Linked DNA regions of Homo sapiens: region 2 is linked to region 1. A link is a contact called in ENCODE Hi-C or POLR2A ChIA-PET data. All regions are on one chromosome and are shown on one strand. The core of a region is the stretch at or near the end of the contact, and the rest is flanking DNA. Distances in the headings are between cores, read along the strand shown. Region 1 holds the start of RNF121 (ring finger protein 121). Region 2 holds the start of LIPT2-AS1 (LIPT2 antisense RNA 1).

What was found. A loop is a pair of places that touch in the nucleus more often than their neighbours do. ChIA-PET counts read pairs that join two places held with the same protein, here RNA polymerase II (POLR2A). Pooled maps may share reads with other maps.
Region 2: a map of CD4-positive, alpha-beta T cell shows a loop between it and region 1 (6-fold over the local background). The contact joins the promoter of LIPT2-AS1 here to the promoter of RNF121 in region 1. A Hi-C loop is called at or near these places in 1 of 168 maps with a recorded cell type or tissue (CD4-positive, alpha-beta T cell), 1 of 37 single-sample maps with no recorded cell type and 6 of 50 pooled maps. POLR2A ChIA-PET finds 5 or more read pairs at or near these places in 5 of 52 experiments (CD4-positive, alpha-beta T cell, CD4-positive, alpha-beta memory T cell, CD8-positive, alpha-beta T cell and 2 more).

Annotation. Positions count from the first base shown.
Region 1 is chr11:71,926,751-71,932,271 of GRCh38, reverse strand. It overlaps RNF121 (ring finger protein 121), which reads right to left and starts at 3,226. Exons shown (of 9, transcript NM_018320.5): 1 at 3,148-3,226. The coding sequence starts at 3,210. XNDC1N (XRCC1 N-terminal domain containing 1, N-terminal like) reads left to right here and starts at 3,678. Exons shown (of 6, transcript NM_001375847.2): 1 at 3,678-3,907. It overlaps XNDC1N-ZNF705EP-ALG1L9P (XNDC1N-ZNF705EP-ALG1L9P readthrough), which reads left to right and starts at 3,678. Exons shown (of 11, transcript NR_172895.1): 1 at 3,678-3,907. RefSeq lists an enhancer at 3,536-3,845.
Region 2 is chr11:74,492,013-74,497,268 of GRCh38, reverse strand. LIPT2-AS1 (LIPT2 antisense RNA 1) reads right to left here and starts at 3,889. Exons shown (of 2, transcript NR_171028.1): 1 at 3,296-3,889; 2 at 1-620. It overlaps LIPT2 (lipoyl(octanoyl) transferase 2), which reads left to right and starts at 3,545. Exons shown (of 2, transcript NM_001144869.3): 1 at 3,545-4,031; 2 at 4,905-5,256. The coding sequence starts at 3,566. The coding sequence ends at 5,134. RefSeq lists silencers at 3,310-3,559, 3,670-3,779.

The sequences.
Region 1 (5,521 bases), core at 1,977-4,476:
GTTAATAATAAATGAGATGATGCAGGTAAAGGGTTTTAAACAGAGGCTGGTGTATGGTTAAGAGCTGAATAAATAGTAGCCTTTTCTACTGGTAGCTCTTTTCCTAAACCCTCTTTTCTATTTATCCCTCTAAAGAAAGAAGCCATTAGGAAAGCCTAAATTACGTCTCAACTTCTAGAGAAAGTATTAATGAAACCAGACAAAAAAAGAGAAAAGGAATATGAATGAATGCCATTCCAGACTACGTATCATGCTAATGGCATCTAATATTGGAAAACATAGGTATAATATCCTGAATATACACAGCGTGTAACTTCTTTCCAAAGAAGTAGAAAAGTACACCAACTCCATCTTAGCCAGGCTACCCATTACCCAATTATAATCTCGGCTCCACATTAGAGTCTATCAATAAAACAGAAAGTGCTACACAGGGGGCAATATTAATGCCACATGTAAACCACTGCTCTTTTGTAAACCCAACCTTTTTCAGCTCAAACCCATCTCTATCATAAAGACTTTACTGACTCCCCCTAGCTGACTCAAGTGCTTGATCTCTTGTGCCCCACTGCATTTGTTACATGCCTCCATTACAGCAATTATCTAGTATTATAATACGCTATTTGCATGTCTCTTCACTCGACTGTAAATTGGTAAAGATCCTGTCTTACTCATCTTTGAATTATCAGTGCATAACACACAGTAGACCCCATAATTACATATTAAAGACGGATTTCACCTGCTGTTTCACAAGCTAAGGCTGCAAAGAAACAGCTGGGGAGACATTAGTAGAAACCTGAATACCAACTAAGGTCTGCCAGACCAGACCTCTGTTATTTTTGGAGCTTGAAGGGATGACTGTTCTGCTTCTCAGAGCTTACTTTCTCAAACATACAACAACAAAAAAGATAGAACCAGTCCACACGGAATTTCCAGACAACAGATTATACCTTTTCTCAGGAAATGAAACAAGTAACAAGGTTCCTGGAATGAATGCTAGTGGTTTCATATAAAGTTAACTCCTATGCATGATACTCTGTAAAGTCTATTATACTACTAGACGCTCTCAAGTCCTTCAAGCAATAAAGAAAAGCTAAGAAACAAAAATCAAACATGTCTTAATGAAAATGTTATTTTCTTAGCCGGGCGCGGTGACTCACACCTGTAATCCCAGCACATTTGGGAGGACAAGATCGGCGGCTCACCTGAGGTCAGGAGTTCGAGGCCAGCCTGACCAACATGGAAAAACCCTGTCTCTACTAAAAATACAAAAAATCAGCCGGGCGTGGTGGTGCATGCCTGTAATCCCAGCTACTCAGGAGGCTGAGGCAGGAGAATTGTTTGAACCCAGAAGGCAGAGGTTGTGGTGAGCTGAGATTGCAATACTGCACTCCAGCCTGGGCAATAAGAGCGAAACTCCATCTCAAATAAAAAAAGAAAATGTTATTTTCTCCTCTGCCAAAACTTCTGCTGTTTATCTCAATGAACCCTGACATATGTAACTACAGCTTTGAGATATACGTAATTGTCTCAAGGGAGAGCCCATGACTAACAAACCTTAAATAAGAACTTCAATACAGTATTTACCCTTTCCAAAGTGTCTTCAAATATATCTCACTGAACCACAGCCAACTGTAATCACAGAAATGTAAAAGCTAGAAGGGGTCTTGGAGGTCATTTCCACAACCACTCCACCTAACCAACCAACTGGTATCCAAACACCTGTAGTCTCTAGTGATTGGGAGGTAGAAGACTACAACACTTCTTTAAAAATCCCCCTGCTGTGATCACCTGTCAATTTCTCAGTCCCTTCCTCCCACCTTAATGATCCCAATCAGGTAATCCAACTCCTCCAACTCATCCCACTACCAGGCAACAGTCTTATTGCTTCCCAAGTCCACTTCTCCCTTTCTCTGAACCTCATCTTCAATCATCCCCAATCCTCCCCACTCTTCCCACACCCAACACACAGCAAGGGGCCTCTAAGATTCTGACCCCTCAGAGATCTCACTGGTTCTATCTCTGACAACCAATCCCCTTCCTCCTATTCCTGTGATGTCTTTGCCCATATGCTGGCATGTGCAAGATCACAAACACCACTAGCTATCAATGTCTCCATGGCTTCAGAATCTTTTCACCTCTGTCTCTGCTTCTCTGCCCTGTCCCTTCATTCCTTTCACACTCAACATCTCCTTCCTCCTAGTGATTCCTTCAAGGACCACTGGTATTTTAATACACCAGTCTTTAAATGCCTATTAGATAGGTAAAGGGAACATACAATCTCAAGGAGCTCACCTTCAAGGAACTCATAAATCCAGAAGAAGAGAGAGACACTTATTTATCGTTTAAAACTCAGCAACTCCGGGAAGCCTTCCCTATCCCAAGCTGAAATGTTGCACACTTCTCAGTGCCACCATTATATCTCTAATGCAATGACTAGTCTTCTTGTCTGTCTCCCACCACTAGACTGTGGGCTCTTCAACGGAGGGGCCCCTTGTCTCCCTAGCACCTGGCCCAGAACCCGGAGCAAAAGTCATAATGTTTATTAAGTGAATAAATGCATGAATTCCGGCATACAATCATTTATTCATCCACTTGTTCCTTCATTCGTTGGCCAAAACTTTACTGAGCATGCATTAGATACAAAGTCTTAGAATGGAACGATAAATAAAACAGTTCCAACTTTAAGATAACTCAAAGCTATACTACTAGTGGATTAGCACTCTTTCCCGGTCTGTGTCCCCAACCCCCACCCTAGGCTTAGACAGAGTCCTCTCCCACAGTAGAAGCCCAGCCTTCCCCTGAAGAAATTCACGTCCCTCCAACTCAAACTACCTCTTAGCCCTTCGGTCCTACCCTAAGACACCCAGCTAGTAATCACAAAATCTTAACACCCCCACCCCTCCGACCTCTCTCTCTGTCCTCCATCTTCACCCTTGAGGCTAATGCAAGTCTTCTACTCCCAAGGCCGCCTCGGAGTCCCCAAGTCAGGAGTGCCTCTGACTTCGCTCTCCACGCACCCGCCCCCTAGTCAGCTCCTTCCCTCTCAGGATCTTTCCCTTCTCTCCTAAGACCCCCACCTCCCGATACCTCACTGCCCCTCCCCTCAGTCTCAGGTTGAGTCTCTCCTCGTCTCTCAACTCCGCTTACCTCATCCAGCTCCCGTTCCCCAGCAGCACCACCTCCAACCTCCACCTCCACCACTGCCGCCATCTTCACGGCTCGCCCCCTCACCGCAGTCCCCGCGCGAGCCAGCTGCTTCCGCTGCTCAAGTGCTCCTAGCCAATCGGCGGCTCGGACTCCAGCAGAGGGGGCGGGGCATCAACACAGGCGGAGACTGTCAGGGATCAGGAGGTTATCTACTTGCTGCACGTTTCAGGGTCAAGGAGAGGGGAGTACCGTGCCCTTGCAAGCTTCAGCAAGGGAGCGTTCTTGGAAAATGAGAAATTTGAATCGCATTATTTTCAGTGCAACTATTTAACCAATTCTTCCCTTTGGAGAGCCAAATGGGAGCGTTCCAAAACGGGCAACTTTCGCGACGCTCCCTCAGTCTGGGCTCCAAGGAGCGAGACGTGGGGACTAGGAACTACGTTTCCCAAGCTGCACTGAGGCTGACCCGGAAGTTTAAATTCCGCTCCCTCCACGAAAGAGTTGTAGTGAGTGAAAATAAATATTAAAACACACGGAAATGTATTTTCCTGGCTGCAGCACCTGCCATCTTGCCTCGGTAGGACTCATTTTCAAAAACAGCAGCTTCTTGAAGCCCCAGAACGCATTCCTGTGCTACGGAAGACGGAAGAGTAGCTCTCGGGGTCAGAAGGCGAAGGTCAGAAGGCCGAATTGGCGGGAGAATAGGTTTGGTGGTCCGAGATCCGAGGCAACGGTGGCTCCTCGAGGTCCACGGTCCCGGGTGAGGGGCGTTGGGATTTGTTGATGGGGAGGGGAGTGGCCGAGAGGGAGGAGGGTGGCCATCAAGGAAATGAACTGAGCAGCCTGTTCCCGATGAGCTGTGAAAGCAGCGGTGCGGCTTGAGCTCCCGAAACTGAGAGCTGAAGAGCCTTGCGGGACCTCCAGGGCACCCACATTCCGCGTCTTACTTAGGCTGTCATGCCAGTTCACACACCTCGGCACACTTTTCTAACCCACATCCTGCGGCCCCAGCTTCTGCCTTACCCTCCTTTTTATACACCATTCACTGTCCCACCCCTACGTATACCTTCATAACTGATTTTTCAGCAGCCGGTGAACTCGATACCTTGCAAGCCTGTAGCCCCAGCTCACACGCCTCTGGGCGTCCGCCTGGATCTGTCTGGTGAATGGAACTAGGATGGCCTGTGAGCCCACAGAACGTCTAGAAAAGTCAGCTTTACATTGGGACCAACAGAAAATTACAGGGAATTATCTACATCATCCACAGGCATCCCATTTACTTAAAAATAATCATTTTTATTTTGTGACACTTAATACGGAGAATATTGTAAATACTGTACACCCATCACCCTAAATTGACTACTGGCATTATGATTTATTTGCTTATTTTTTAAAAGCTAGATAATACAATAAAAGTTAAACTTACCTGTTTTTTCTACTCTCAAGCCTATTACCCTCTCATCCTCTCCAGAAGCAACTATTATGAATTAGAATTAGCTTGTGTTCTCCCAGTCCATTTTTAATAATTATATGTAGCCATGACTATATAGTATTGTATTGTGTTTCATTTTGTTTTTTAATCTGAGTGCTTTTTTTTTTTCTTTGAAACGGTGTCTCGCTGTGTTACCAAGGCTGGAATGCACTGGTTCAATCTGGGCTCACTGCAGCCTCCGCCTACTGGGTTCAAACGATTCTCATGTCTCAGCCTCCCAAATAGCTGGGACTACGTACGCGCCACCACGCCTGGGGAAATTTCATATTTTTAGCAGAGATGGGGTCATGGCCATGGTCTCGAACTCCTGACCTTAAGTGATCCACCCGCCTCGGCCTCCCAAAGTGCTGGGATTACAGGTGTGAACCACTGTGCCCAGCCTGAGTGATACAGGGTCCGGCTCTGTCGCCCAGGCTGGAGTGCAGTGGCGTGATAACTGCTCACTGTAGTCTCATCTCCCAGGCTCAAGCAATTCTCCCACCTCAACCTTGTGAGTACCTGGGACTATAGGCATGTGCCACCACACCTGGCTAATTTTTAAAAATATTTTGTGGAGATGGGGTCCCACTATGTTGCTGGTCTTGAACTCCTGGGTTCAAGCAATCCTCCTGAGCCTCCGCCTCCCAAAGTGTTGAGATTACAGGCGTGAGCCACTGTACCCAGCCTTTTAGGTATAATTATTTGTCTTTTATTTTATTTTATTTTATTTTATTTTATTTTATTTCATTTTTTGAGACAGAATCTCACTTTGTCACCCAGGCTGGAGTACAGAGGGGTGATCTTGGCTCACTGCAACCTTTGCCTCCCGGGTTCAAGTGATTCTCCTGCCTCAGCCTCCTCAGTAGCTGGGATTACAGGCATGTGCCACCACACCCAGCTAAT
Region 2 (5,256 bases), core at 2,640-5,139, 2.6 Mb before region 1:
CATTAATATCTGCTCATCACTTTCAGCATAAAACTTCAACAGTTTATCCTTCTGTTTCTTCAGGTCATATATGGTGGTCATTCCAACACCATACTCTTCCGTAAGATGTTTCACACTTACACCACTGTCCAGTTTCTCCAACAACTTGACTTTCTGTGCTATAGATAAACATAAATGCTTCCTCTTTTTCTTATCACTGATATTCACAGGGGTATCTTTAGGTCTTTTTGACATTTTCAACAATATATTTATACCACACAGCAGAGAATAAGCAAAAAAATGCAGTGAGTAATGCACACAGGTCTTGGCCCCATGTGGGGCATTGTGGGAAACCTGTTGTTGGCGTGTCCAGCCTGCACGCATGCCATTTAATTACTTTTTGTGGGAATGCATGGGGAAATCCAGGTGTGAGCAGAAAAACTGCAGCAGAAGAGAGCTGGGGGGGTCTTTTTTCCCACTGGGGATGTTGCATGAACTGGGTGTTGTGCACCTGTGTTTTGACTGCAACTCACATAAGGTCAGGTATGAAATTTTCCATTTGTGGCATAATGTCAGCACTCAAAAAGTTTAGGATTTTGGAGCATTTCAGATTTCAGATTTTTATATTACGGATGCTCAGCCTGTATTGGTAGAGGAATAAACACATAGATCAATGGAACAGAATACAGAAACTGGAAATAGGATCACACGAATATGTCCAACTGGTTTTGACAAAGGCATAAAAGCAATTCAATGGAGGAAACATAGCCTTTTGAACAAATGGTGTTGGCGTAATGTAACATGTATATGCAAACAAACAAAAAAGAACAACCGCAACAACAACCAAAGTTTTACACCTATTTTAAAAATTAACTCCCATTTTGTAGGTTGCCTGTTCACTCTGATGGTAGTTTCTTTTGCTGTGCAGAAGCTCTTTAGTTTAACTAGATCCCATTTGTCAATTTTGTGGGGGGGGGGAGGGATAGCATTAGGAGATATACCTAATGCTAAATGACGAGTTAATGGGTGCAGCACACCAGCATGGCACATGTATACATATGTAACTAACCTGCACATTGTGCACATGTACCCTAAAACTTAAAGTATAATAATAATAAATAAAAAATTAACTCAAAATGTATCATAGACTTAAATGTAAAATAAAAAATCTTTAAAAAAATAGGCAGTAGAATGTCTTCAGGATCTAGGGCTGGGCAAAGAGTTATTAAACCAAAAGCATCAATAAAAGGAAAAGTGGATAAATTGGACCTTATCACAATGACAAACTTTTGCTCTGCAAAAGATACGGTTAAGAGGATGAAAATACAAGCCATACACTGTGAGAAACTGTTTACAAAGCACATATTTGACAAAGGGCTAATATCTAGAATATATAAAGATATCTCAAAACTCAACAGTACGAAAAACAATTAATTAGAAAATGGGCAAAAGACATGAACAGACATTTCACTGAAGGGAATATACACATGGAAGATAAGCACATGAAAAGATGTCTTACATCATTAGTCAATAGGGAAATACAAATTAAAATCACAATAAGACACCACCACACACCTATTAGAATGGCTAAAATAAAAGCTAATGCTCATGAGGATGCAGACAAACTTGATCATTCATACACTGGTGGTGGGTATGTAAAATGGTACAGCCGCTCTGGAAAGCATTTTGGCAGTTTCTTAAAAAACGAAACATGTAACTACCATGCAACCCAGCAACTGCACTCCTGGGCATTTATTCCGGAGAGATGAAAACTTAGTTCACACAAAAACCTGTACACAAATGTTTACAGTACCTTTACTCAGAATATCTGAAAACTGGAAACAACCCAGGTGTTCTTCAGTGAGTGAATGGCTAAACAAACTGTGGTACATTCATACTATGGACTACTACTCATCAATAAAAAGAAACGCGCTATTGATACATGCAACAACTTGGATGAGTCTCCAGATAATTATGCTGAGTGAAAAAAAAATTCTAAAAGGTTGCACTCTGTATGATTCCATCTATACAACACAGACGTTTGCCAGGAATTAAGAAGCAGTGTAACTACAAAGAGCAACATGAGGGATCCTTGTGGTGATGAAAATGTTCTGCATCTTGACTTTATCAATGTCAGTATCCTGGTTGTGATATTGTACTACAGTTTTGCAAGGTGTTTCCATTGGGGGAAGCTGGGTAAAGGGTACATATAATCTGTCCATATTATTCCTTACAACTGCATATGAGTGTCCAATTTTCTCAAATAAAACATTTAATTAAAATAGTACATATGTGATTTCTCTTGTCCAAACCCTGATTGATAATTTGAACCCTTCATCAGACTGGAAAATTTCTCTTCTATTCCTAGATTGCTAAGTATTTTGGTCAGAAGAGGTGTTTATTTTTGCCAATAGATTTATCTGTATTTTTTAACATAATCATAGCTTTTCTTTAAAAAAAATTTTTATTATTTCTTCCAATGAAGGCTTTTCTCTTTTAAGGTAAATTACATTGTTTGATTTCAGAATGCAAAACCAACCTTGCATTCCCGGGATAAACCCTACTTCATCATGATGTATTAATCCTTTTATAAATTGCTGGATTTGATTTGCTAATATTTGCTTAGGATCTTTATGTCTATGTTTATGAAATGTTTTTCAGACACCTATGGTGTCTGAAAAGTCCTCAGTAAAAATTCATTGAATTCAGACTTGTTTAAATGATACTCTAACTGCAACATAGCTGATGTTGTGGTCCAGACACCCCCTCAGGGCCTAGACAGTCATTCCCTCAGCTTCTGGAGTTGGTTACTGATGATACACAACTGAGTCCTTCTCTGGGGGCCGCCCTCCACCGAGGGAAGCAGTCTTGCCAAAAAAAAAAAAAAAAAAAAAATCACAGCTCCTCCCCAGGTGTAGCCTGTATCCATGACTGGTCAATGCAAGGATAAGAGTTTCTGGCCCCCTTGCTTTAATGTGGAACTACTCTGAAGGGTCATCCTAGGCTCCAAGCATGCCTTGGGATTGGTCAAGGCCTCTGCTGCAACTGTTTTGCAGGCCAACTTCTTCCTCTGCCTACAAATTCCTGCTTCCTTCACTTTCTTACAGGTGCTGATCTTTAAGTTCTCCCTACCTCCACCAATAACCTTGTAGGCAAGCTAATCTCCCTCTTGCGTCCCCCAGGGGCTCAACACAGGACACACCACGTTACCCTGTTTTATTTTTCTTTTCATAGCATTTAACACCTTATACGTGAAATAACCTTATTTACTTAACACTTAAAATACTTATCGTCTGCTGTAAGAATGTAAGCTTACCAGGACAGATCTTTCTCATACGCTATGCACCGCTGTATCAAGCGCCTATGGCAGGGCCTGCAGAACACAGCAGGCACTAAATACTGGTTGTTGAATGAACCGATGAGTCTGGCCCCGCGCTTTTGGTCCTGGGATCACATATCCCCCCTCCAGCTTTTAACACGCACCTGGGAGCTGCGGCTCGGGGTGTGCCCCCGAGTCCCCGCCCCTCAGGCCACGCCCCCAGGCCCACGGAGAGGGCGGGGCCCCGCGGACGCAACGGTGGGCACGATGCGGCAACCCGCCGTTCGGTTGGTGCGCCTGGGTCGGGTGCCGTACGCCGAGCTACTGGGGCTGCAGGACCGCTGGCTGCGGCGGCTGCAGGCCGAGCCAGGCATTGAGGCCCCGTCGGGGACTGAGGCGGGCGCGCTCCTGCTCTGCGAGCCCGCGGGGCCCGTGTATACGGCCGGGCTGCGCGGCGGCCTGACGCCCGAGGAAACTGCGCGGCTACGGGCCTTGGGCGCCGAGGTGCGCGTCACAGGCCGCGGTGGCCTGGCCACCTTCCACGGCCCGGGCCAGCTGCTTTGCCACCCGGTACTCGACCTGCGGCGTCTCGGCCTGCGCTTGCGCATGCACGTAGCGTCGCTGGAGGCGTGCGCCGTGCGCCTGTGCGAGCTCCAGGGCCTGCAGGACGCCCGCGCGCGGCCCCCGCCCTACACTGGCGTCTGGCTAGACGATCGCAAGATCTGCGCGATCGGTGAGCGCCGCGGAGCAGGGCGGTACCTGAGAGCCGAGGTCGGAGCTTGAGGCCTGGGGGCGGGGTCTGACGGGGCTGGACCAACGGAGGTGAGGGCCGGGAGGAGGCGTATCTAGCGCGGGTTTTGAATCACAGCTACCCGCTGCGTTTGAGTTTTTAAGCCCCTTTTCAGATATCGTATATTCAGAAGCAGAAGGCTCCTCACATCTAGTCCAACACGCATTTCTGTTAAGGGAGAGACAAGAGAAGTGAATTGCCAGGTTACGTCCTGCGAATGACAATGTCATGGCAAATAAGGGTGCTAATTTTCAAACTTTTTTTTTTTTTTTTTTTTGAGACAGAGTCTCGCTTTGTCACCCAGGCTGGAGTGCAGTGGCGCAATCTCGGCCCACTGCAAGCTCCGCCTCCCGGGTTCACGCCATTCTCCTGCCTCAGCCTCCAGAGTAGCTGGGGCTACAGGCGCCCACCACCAGCCCGGCTAATTTTTTGTATTTTTAGTAGAGATGGGGTTTCACCGTGTTAGCCAGGATGGTCACGATCTCCTGACCTCGTGATCCGCCCGCCTCGGCCTCCCAAAATGCTGGGATTACAGGCGTGAGCCACTGCGCCTGTCCCCAAGCTTTTTTTTTTTTAAGTATTGGAATCTGTTAAAAGACATTTCCTGGAATCCTCATGATGAGTGCAGCTGCTTGAAGCCACGCACCCCTTCCTTTCATTTGTTTCCTTTTCCCATCTGAGTACAATCCCTTGTTTCTCCAGAAACAAAATTTGAAAACCGGTGATCTAATCCAGTTTTCTCATCGCCCTGAGAGGGACACCAAAGCCCGGAGAGTGGAGGGTATCTACTCTAAGACCCTTTGGCTTGCCTTGCAGGAGTCCGCTGTGGAAGGCACATCACATCCCACGGCCTGGCTCTCAACTGCTCTACCGACCTCACGTGGTTTGAGCACATCGTGCCCTGTGGACTGGTTGGGACAGGCGTCACTTCCTTGAGTAAGGAGCTCCAGAGGCACGTCACCGTGGAAGAAGTAATGCCACCTTTCCTTGTGGCCTTTAAGGAGATCTACAAGTGCACACTGATCTCAGAGGACAGCCCCAACTGAAGAGTACTCATAACAGCCAGGATGCTCCTGCCTTGGGAAGCATGAAGTCTGACTTGAGTCACCTACTGAAACCCAGATTTTAGACCTGGCCTGTCATTCACTGATCATGAAACTAAGGACAT